Linked DNA regions of Mus musculus: region 2 is linked to region 1. Evidence: chromatin loops called from intact Hi-C (ENCODE). Cell type or tissue: heart. All regions are shown on one strand. Each heading gives the region's core, and the rest is flanking DNA. Links, peaks and the distances in the headings are about the cores only. Region 1 holds the start of Ppcdc (phosphopantothenoylcysteine decarboxylase). Region 2 holds the start of Scamp2 (secretory carrier membrane protein 2).

Region 1 (4,385 bases), core at 119-4,118:
TCTGGCAGACAGTTAAGATGGTAGACCACCCTCCATCTTAACCACAGAGCCCACTGGTTCAGACCAAGATAAGGCTGTACATGTTTGCATTCCCTGACCTATCATGCTGGTCCAGAAGTGTCCAGCATTATAATATCTGAACATTATAATATCTGATTCTCTCCCACCACTACTGACCCTCCCAAGAAAAAAACAAAAAACAAGCTTATTTTATCACATGGTGCAATGTTCCCTTTCAACCTCCAGAGTCGAGCTTGAGTCACTCTTGGCCATCCTTGGACTTCAGATTAATTTTTCTTCCCACCCTCATAGACTGAGGTACACATACAAGGGATACACTTGATGCGCTGGCTACCTAGACCAGTCTTATATTCTAAGCTGCATATGCAGGGAACAATTTTTTTTCATATTTTTACTTGACCTTTATTATAACCACAGAACTTACACTTAGTCTTATGTATATTTCAAGAAAAAGTAGGGTTTGGTGGCACATGCCTTTAATCCCAGCACTTGGAATGCAGAAACAAACAGATTTCTAGGAGTTGAGATTCGAACATACTAAGTCCTGTAGCTAGGGCTACACAGTGAGACCCTGAGAGGGAGAGGGAGGGAGGAGAGGGAGGGAAAGAGAAAAAAACGAGGGGGAGAATGGAGGGGAAGGGAGAGAGAAATTTAAGAGAGACACAGAGAGAACACATACACAGCAGAGAAAGAGGCCTCTGTGTGAGACTATAATTCTCTCAGTTTAATCAAGGACAAAGTATAAAATTTCCATGTATACCTACCAGTAATAGAATGGGCAAGAATGTAGCCAAGAAAATGTGACCACAGGATACGGGCAAGACTGTAGCCAAGAAAGTGTGACCACACTGCACCTAAGGAATGCTGGTTGCAGCCAAAATGTTTGGCTTTCCAATGGATGTCTCAAACCGGAAGTAGGCATGTTTGCCTCTAAAGTTACTGCAGTTTCATCTGTACACCTCTTGAGGACACGTGTCAGGAAGATACATCACAGCCTTGCTGGTTCCCAGCTGCTAGAAAGAAGCAGAAGACCCCAGCTCCCAAACACGCATCACTTCCTGCAGCTGGGAATCTCTCCTGCCCACTATCTAGTTCTGGCTTCCAATATTCCAAACGTCGGTGACGGTGACATTTTTTTTTCTGACAAAAACTGCTCTAACTCTAATTTGAAATGCCACTCGGCAAGTTTAGGGTTTAAGCATCTAAATACTGCCAGCGTTCTCCTTTCTCTCGTTTATGATTATAAAATACAATTTGAGGCACGTTGGCTCAGCAAGGTAGCTTGCAGACAAGTCTGAGGCCCTGAATGAGGGCGGGACTTACAGGGTAGAACTGAGTCCTGCAGGTCGTCCTATGACCTCAACACGCACGCTGTGACAGCCACCCCTCTTACAAAATAAACGTAATTTAAAAAAAAAAAAAAAAGTTTGTATTTCGGGGCGGTCCTAAATCTTTGGGAGGGGGGCACCTTATGCTGCAGTTTTTCAAAGGTAAGCGTCAAGTGTGGGTGTCTTTTAAACTAAGGATAGAGCATGATATCTGCGGGCACCGGTGCAGCTGCATAGCCCCCAATTCTGAGACTGGAGTCACACCTATAGCCCCACATCTGACACATTACACATGGACCTTCACGCGGACCCACAGCGACCAGAGGAGCTTCTCCCACCGCCCCACCCGGCGGCACCACCGACACAGCTTTCCCGCCCCTTCCACTGCTCACCAGCTCCAGGATACCCGCAAGTATCGCGGTATCTAGGCGCCTTTCCGGCTCTAAATGACTCCAGAGAAAGCGAGTGATCGCATGGCCTTCTGGGAGTCGTGGTCTATTTCTGTGGCTTCTGGGAGTTGTAGTCATTGGGGCTCCCTGTGCAAGGCTAAAGCCACATTAGGCAGGGGAGCCGCGACATTGAAAGGCTCACTTTGAGCAATCTTTTTCTTTTTTTCTTTTTTTTCTTTCTTTCTTTCTCTCTCTCTCCCTCTTTCTCTTTCTTTCCTTCTTTCTTTTTCTTTTTCTTTCCTTCCTTTTCTTTCTTTTTCTTTTCTTTCTCTCTTTCTTTCTTTCTTTCTTTCCTTTCTCTCTCTCTTTCAATAACTGGCATGTCTGAAACTTAGAACTCTGCCAGCTTCTGCCTCATAAGTGCTGGGATCAAAGGGGTGTGCTACCGTGCCCATTGCTACTTGAGAGGAATCTTGAGAGATGACCATCACAGAGGATCTAGACAACATTCTTAGAGAGCACATCTTTGGCAAAGCCTAGGCACATTCGAATCGTTGTAGTCATTACCCTGCAGCAATCAGAAATTTCAAGAACTTACATGTTCATTGAGCCCACTCAATCAGCTTCAAGAGACCCACCATGGGAGCTAAGGAAGGCCAGTCTTCTAGTCCTAACACTAAGGGCTATGGTGGTTTGAATATGCTTAGCCCAGGGAATTAGGAACAATTAGGAAGTATGGCCTTGTTGGAGTGGGTGTGGCCTTGTTGGAGGAAGTGTGTCACTGTGGGGGTGGGCAAATATATCTTCCTAGCCACCTGAGGCCAGTCTTCTCTTGACTGCCTTTGGAATAAGTTATAGAACTCTCAGCTTCTGTAGCACCATGACTGCTTGGATGCTGCCATACTTCCCGCCTTGACAATACTGGACTGAGCCTCTGAACTTGCAAGCCAGTCTCAGTTAAATGTTATCCTTTTATAACAGTTGCCTTGGTCGTGGTGTCTCTTCACAGCAATGGAAACCCTAAGTCACAGACACAGTCAGGCCATGCGCCTCACTCAGTGTTACAGGCCACTCCTATTTCCTAACTGGTAGTTGTGGCAACTACTTCATGGCCTACTCAGGGCTGCTTCAGAGGAAGGATCACAAAATACATGGTTTTTGGCATCACAGATCCACTCAACTCAATTCCACAACCCTGCTTCACATCCCACATCAAGGCTTCATTGAGACCCACATGGAGACAAGTAACACAGAGGGACATACAGGGTCAAATGATCCCTTTATTATATTCATCCAGTTACACAGATAGACACTGGCTCGGGCAGGTCAACTGCCAATGAGGGGATAGTTTGTGTCTCTCAGAAACAAGGGGCAGTGGGCACCAGGAGAATGCAAAAGCAGGTCACTGGCTGGCGACAGACAGGAGGACTCCCAGCATCCACCAGGCCCTCCCACCCCTCAAGCAAACCATCTGTGCCCGGCCCCATCTCTCTCACTCTCTCCTCATCAAAGTGCATAGTTGCCTGAAGATGCAGCATCCCAGTGCCTGAGCAGCTGGGCCAGACACTGGTGACAGGCTTTCCCAAGGGCAGTGCCAGGCATGGCCAATAGGTGTGAGCCAGGAAAGAGGAGAGGCCGATAGGACAGGAAGTTGACTGGGGGTAACACCCAACAGCTGTGGATGCTAGGCTGGCAGCTGGATCACAGCTTTCCTGGAAGTAACAGAGGACTAAGAGAAAGGGAGCTGGGAGAAGGGAAGAGGAGGAAGAGCCTAGCCCTAGAATCTCTCAGGGTAGCAGGAGCTATGACAACTGCTCTCCATAGAGAAAACAGTAGGGGAGAGAATCAACTAAGCCTAGGGAGTCAACAGGAAAGGAACTTTCCAGACACTCTTGGATTCTCTTACAAGGAAGAAGCTGAAAAATCAAAGCTCAAGGTGGCCTGAAACCAAGTCTTAGGGTCCAAGGCAAACCAATGTGGTATGGTTTTCCAGTCTCCCTAGCCTAGGTGGGTTTCTGTTGCAAGGAGATGAGAAACAGCCAGCTGCTCCTTGGTAAGGCCTACCCACCTCAGGCCTCATGCAGAGGAATAAGATACCAGACAATGTCCACACCCTGCTTGAAAGATACAGTCCCAGGAACTAAGATCAGTCTAGAGAGAGATGAGGGTTCTAAGAGAACTAAGGAAAGGCCTGGAATCGAATCCTGTCGTTCTCGTGAATGGAAGAGGAGGGAAGGACAGAACACTAAACTAAAAACTAAAGGCAGAGCCATCCTGCCCTTCCTCCTGCCAACCAGGAATCCTACTCAGGACATTGTGCTTGCAGCTTGAACTGGGCCTGGGAGCATCTCTGCAGAATGTGTCCTGTAGCCAGGACAAGGGAGACTGGAGAGGTGAACTACCCTCTCAATGGGTCCTATTTGACTTCTCCTCAGATCTTCCCCCTTCAGACCTAACCTTCTGACCTCTATCCTTTCTGCCAGACTCAATTAGAACAGCTACTCCTTCCAGGAATCCAGTGGTCACTTTGAGAAGCTAGAAGCCCTTCTGAGCTGGGGCCAGCCACACCTCCCCCAGCGACCAATGATGCCCTCTGTTCCACCACGGCCTTTACACCTGGCAAGTGCCTCATACAAGCCAGCGGGAA
Region 2 (4,385 bases), core at 113-4,112, 120 kb after region 1:
GGTGTATTGGGATTCCTGGCTAAGCAATTTTTACATGTCAAAAAGGCTTTTTTTTTGTCTTTACTATTCTCATTGTACATTGGTACTAGTTAGAAGAGACAGCATGTACAAAGGCCATGAGACAAGAGAGAATAGGGAAGTTCCAGGAACTGAAAAGCCACTAAAGAGTAGAATGAAGAAGTGTAGGCAAAAGAAGGGGTGAGAAGAGATGGGGACTACACATTCAAAAAGACTCTGAGGGCAAACTAAACAAGTGGACTTCACACAGCAGAATGGTTTAGGGGTGAGGGTGCTTGCTGCTGTGCCTGGTGACCTGAGTTCAGTCCCTGAAAATCACATAAATGTGGGAGGAGAGAACCAACTCCACATTAGCCCCTAACACATGCGCTCCCATCCACCCCTCATGTGCACACAGCATCACTACTACCACTACAAGAATGACTACTACTACCACCATGACTATTAAAAAAAAAAAAAAAAAAAAAAAAAGCTTAAACGAGATCACTGGGTAGTTCTGAAGTGGACCTGTCAGATTACTGTTGATAAACTCCCCAGGATGTAGAAAGATGATGTCTTCATTGTAAATAGTTTTGTTTGAGATTCTTAGGAAATATCTTGGAAAAGGACATGAACATTCAAGCTTTAAGCCTGATTCATTTTACTCTAACATAAAATATACACATAGTAAAGGAATATTAACTTTATGTCAACAGCCTTTAACAGTAAATGGTAATTATGCTGGAATTTTTTTTTTCTTAGCTGGTGAGAAGAGTATCAATCAGACTCTAGGATGAGAGATTCCTCAAACCTACAAACAATAAAAAGGCAACAAAACCAAGAAAAGCAAACCAACCTGCCAAAAACCCTGGAAAAACAATAACCAAACAACCAAAAGCAAACAAAACAAAACAAACAAACAACCCCCCAAATAAAAACAAAACAAACAAACCAAAACCACAAAAATCAAAAAACCCATCTGGTTGCAACACAAGAATAGACCAATCAGTAGCGCTGTTCTATTCCAGGGTAAGAAACGATTCAAGCTAGATTTCACAGCGGCCCGAAAGACATGGATAAATAAGTTTGTGAGTTTGTGAGTGAATTAACTACCACCTCTAGGATATCTATGAAATCACAGGAGGGTGGAGCCTAAAAGAAATCCTGCTTATCTAGGGCAGGGGTTGATGCAAGGTCTTCCAGCTTTATCCTGGAGCACAGTTGTTCAGATAACTCCTGTTTGACATGTCTCCCCTGTCCTTTTGGTCCGGGACTTGCTCGAACGCCTCAATTTTGCCCTCTAGGAATGAATGCATGATCCTTTCCTGCCAGTCCTTTATTTGGAAGCTCAAAATAAATACACATAGGAAGGAAGACATCAGAAGAGATTCTGCACCGGAGGACTAAGTGGATAGAAGGTTTGGGTATGTAGCTCAAGGCTACACCTATGTCTATTATTCGTGAGACCCTGGATTCTATCCTCAGCATCTCTGGAGATAAAAAGAAAGTGGATGGAGACAGAATGAATAACCTTCGCTTTCTAATAGGCTGGGCAGGGGCGGAACGGACCTTTGTGACGTCCAGGGCCACGCCCCCACAGAGGGCGCTACGCCTGCGCCAGAACGGCTGCCTTGCTCCCGGAAGTGGAGGGTTTACACTGTGTGCCGCTGGGTCTGAGTGACCAAAGGCAGTAGCGCTCGCGGAGATCACCCGCTGGCCCTCGATCACCATGTCGGCCTTCGACACTAACCCCTTCGCGGACCCAGTGGACGTAAACCCCTTCCAGGTAGAACCCCCAATTCTCAGATTTCTTTAGGGAAAAGGGCTGCGGCCTGGGCCTCTTTCGCCAGAGCCGGGGACGTGGCGTAGGAGGGACGGATCACCTGTCCAATGGGAGAGCGGTATCTGAAGGCTGGCCTATCATAGTTTGTATGGAGGCGGGACTTTGCAACAGGTGGAACTGCGGCAAGGGGGCGGGGCGCTGTAAAGAAGTGGGCACTTAGAGCACCCCGGGTTGTAGCCCATCCGACCGGCCTCTGCTGGAGAAAAGGGCCAAGCACGCGCTTATCCTGGGGAGGTGTCTTAGAGTCAGAAAGGGAAGCAAAATGTTGCTGTGCCATTTCTACAGTCTTGGGGGATCTACCTGTATTGAGTCATCCTAGGAGAAAGGCTCATTGAAACATAATGAGGAAGTAGAAGTCTGTTGGGGTGGAGAAATGTGGAGATAACCCAACACCTAACAGCAACAGCAGTAGCGAAGCAAGCATCTAAAGTACAGGAGAGTCCCTAGTGTTTATCAAGAAGGCTGAGAGAGGGTAGGAAGAGAGGCCAAGCCAGAAAATTACTTATTGGCCAAGCACTTTGTTTGGATTGAGTTTGGGCCACACACTTTGAGGAGAGGGAGGTGAAGGAGCTTGGAGCCCAAGGTACACGGGTCTGACAAATCTGCATGGGTGGTTACCGGCCTGACCTTTGGAACTTTGAAAGAATACAACAGTCTTCGGACCTAAGCCAAAACCTTCGCGTGGAGAACGCAGAGATGCCCAGTTGTCTATGTTGAAGAACTGGAACTCCTTTTAGTGCCAAGGCGCGTTCTACTTCTCCTTTCATGTCTGCCCGAAACCAGTTTGAGGGACGCATGCTTGTGATGACTGGGGATTTATGAGCGCAGCTGTTCCTCCGGTGTTAGTATGTCACCAAGCTCTTGAATTCGTCTTGCTGGTGCTTTATTTTGGTCCTCTACAGCTTCAGCATTTCCTGAAGGTGTTGGAGAAGTCCACTGAGCTTTTCCAGGGTGGGTCCTTCCAAGGGTGGGAGCAAAGCAAAGGCGCCTTGAACTAGATGGTTATACACTCAGGGAGTAGAGTATGACCATCTTCTCTTTTGAAGTTTTGCAGTAATGGGATTGAACCAGAGCTTTGTTCGTTCTAGGCAAATCCTCCACCGCTGTGCATATTGGGTAACACTGAGCCCTTGGATTATTTATAACAGGATCTCTTCATCTAACACAGCCTGGCTCTGAACGCCCTATGTGTCTGTCACATGGTGGTCTTGAACTTGGGGTCCTTCCTCTACCTCCCAAGTGCAGCCATAACTAGCTCGAGCCACCACACCCAGCCAGGCCGAGAGTGGAAATTTTATGCTTCTTTCCCAAGGTGACCTAGCTGATAGGAACCCTTGGGCAGATTTTGGTAGTTGATTCCTTGCTACACTGGGGAGTTTAGAATATATTCTTGTAGCTTAATGCTTCTTGACAGAGCCTTTGCAGGGAACATGTCTCTTACATAAGGCAAACGTTTGCCTCTATTAGTTTAGTGAGGAGAAGAGTATTTGCATTTTTCCTGTTGCTGTCTTCTGCTAACTCCTTTGATTTAATGATAGATTGTTTTATAGTACTGGGGTTCTGTTATGTATAGCAAAAGTCCAGCAGTCTCTGGGAGTGTGTGGTATATATGATGTTCCTCTGTCCGGTTATAGTCTGTCAGAATTAGAAATGCTTTGCTGCTCTCAGGGTCAGCCAGCTGCCCCACTTTGCGGCAGATCTTCTCCAGGGATAACAGAGGGCAGGATTGGGCTGCCCTGGATTAGGAGTAGCTCCTTGAAAGTCTTAAAGTTCATCTCTGGCCTCAGAAATGACTGGGCAAAGTGTGAGTAACTTTAGAAGTAACAAAGCAAGGTCTGCATTGCAGTCAAGTAAGACAGTTTGTCCAGGCAGTCTCAGGAGATGGCAGGACAGGAAGCAGCTTTTGGCTTGCAAACCGGCAACATCTGGAGGGGAATCCTGTGTGGAAAGAAGAGGGCTTGGCTGATGGTGATACACTCCCCCTCATACTGGAATGACTGTTCATCCTTGGCAGGAAGCGGTGTGAGGAGAGGCAGCCTTGTATCTGATGCTGGAGCCCCTTCTGGTCAGAGCTGCCCTCCCTTCCTTTAGGAGAGTGTGAGCTGCTTCCCTATTGCCAGGGCTGGGGCACTGGGAGGGCGTAGGCCTTGGGTGACTAGGTGTGAGTCCTCAGCTTCATTTACTCAGGGTGTTGGCTCAGCGCTCAGGAGAGAGCAGGTGGGGAGGTGACAGACTCAAACTGTCACACCTAGTGAGTCTGGAGAACAGCTTTTCTTTTCTTTTTTTTCCTTTTCCTTTTCTGTCATACCATATCATGGTGGATTACAAACTATACTTACTATTTGGAGTCTGCGGCTGACAGTTAGGGACTGTAAATGTTCTTAGAAGTCTATCCTAGCGTCTTCAGTTCAGCTTTACAAAAGGCAAGATTCCAGTGAGACTGGGACATGCTAGAGTCAACAGAAGCATGCCAGAATTACCCTCACACAGAATTTAGACCTGGGTTGTGGTTGTTTTAAAGATTCTCAAATCTCATGCATATACA

What was found. A loop is a pair of places that touch in the nucleus more often than their neighbours do. Peaks named below come from ENCODE experiments on the same cell type or tissue, not always from the same donor. Only the 100,000 strongest peaks of a DNase experiment are listed, where the experiment ranks them.
Region 2: a loop joins it to region 1, with 2.4 times the contacts of the local background. A loop is called at or near these places in 1 of 42 quality-filtered maps.

What each region holds. Positions count from the first base shown.
Region 1 is chr9:57,438,329-57,442,713 of GRCm38, forward strand. Ppcdc (phosphopantothenoylcysteine decarboxylase) reads right to left here and starts at 1,786. Exons shown (of 7, transcript NM_176831.5): 1 at 1,742-1,786. Scamp5 (secretory carrier membrane protein 5) reads right to left here. Exons shown (of 7, transcript NM_020270.3): 7 at 2,999-4,385. In heart, for the core only: no CTCF peak of the experiment used is centred there; a DNase peak (open chromatin) is centred at 1,783; H3K4me3 peaks cover 1,171 bases; H3K27ac peaks cover 2,211 bases.
Region 2 is chr9:57,559,328-57,563,712 of GRCm38, forward strand. It overlaps Scamp2 (secretory carrier membrane protein 2), which reads left to right and starts at 1,617. Exons shown (of 9, transcript NM_022813.3): 1 at 1,617-1,783. The coding sequence starts at 1,727. In heart, for the core only: a CTCF peak has its summit at 1,621; DNase peaks (open chromatin) are centred at 1,694, 1,874, 2,594 and 3,824; H3K4me3 peaks cover 1,612 bases; H3K27ac peaks cover 1,187 bases.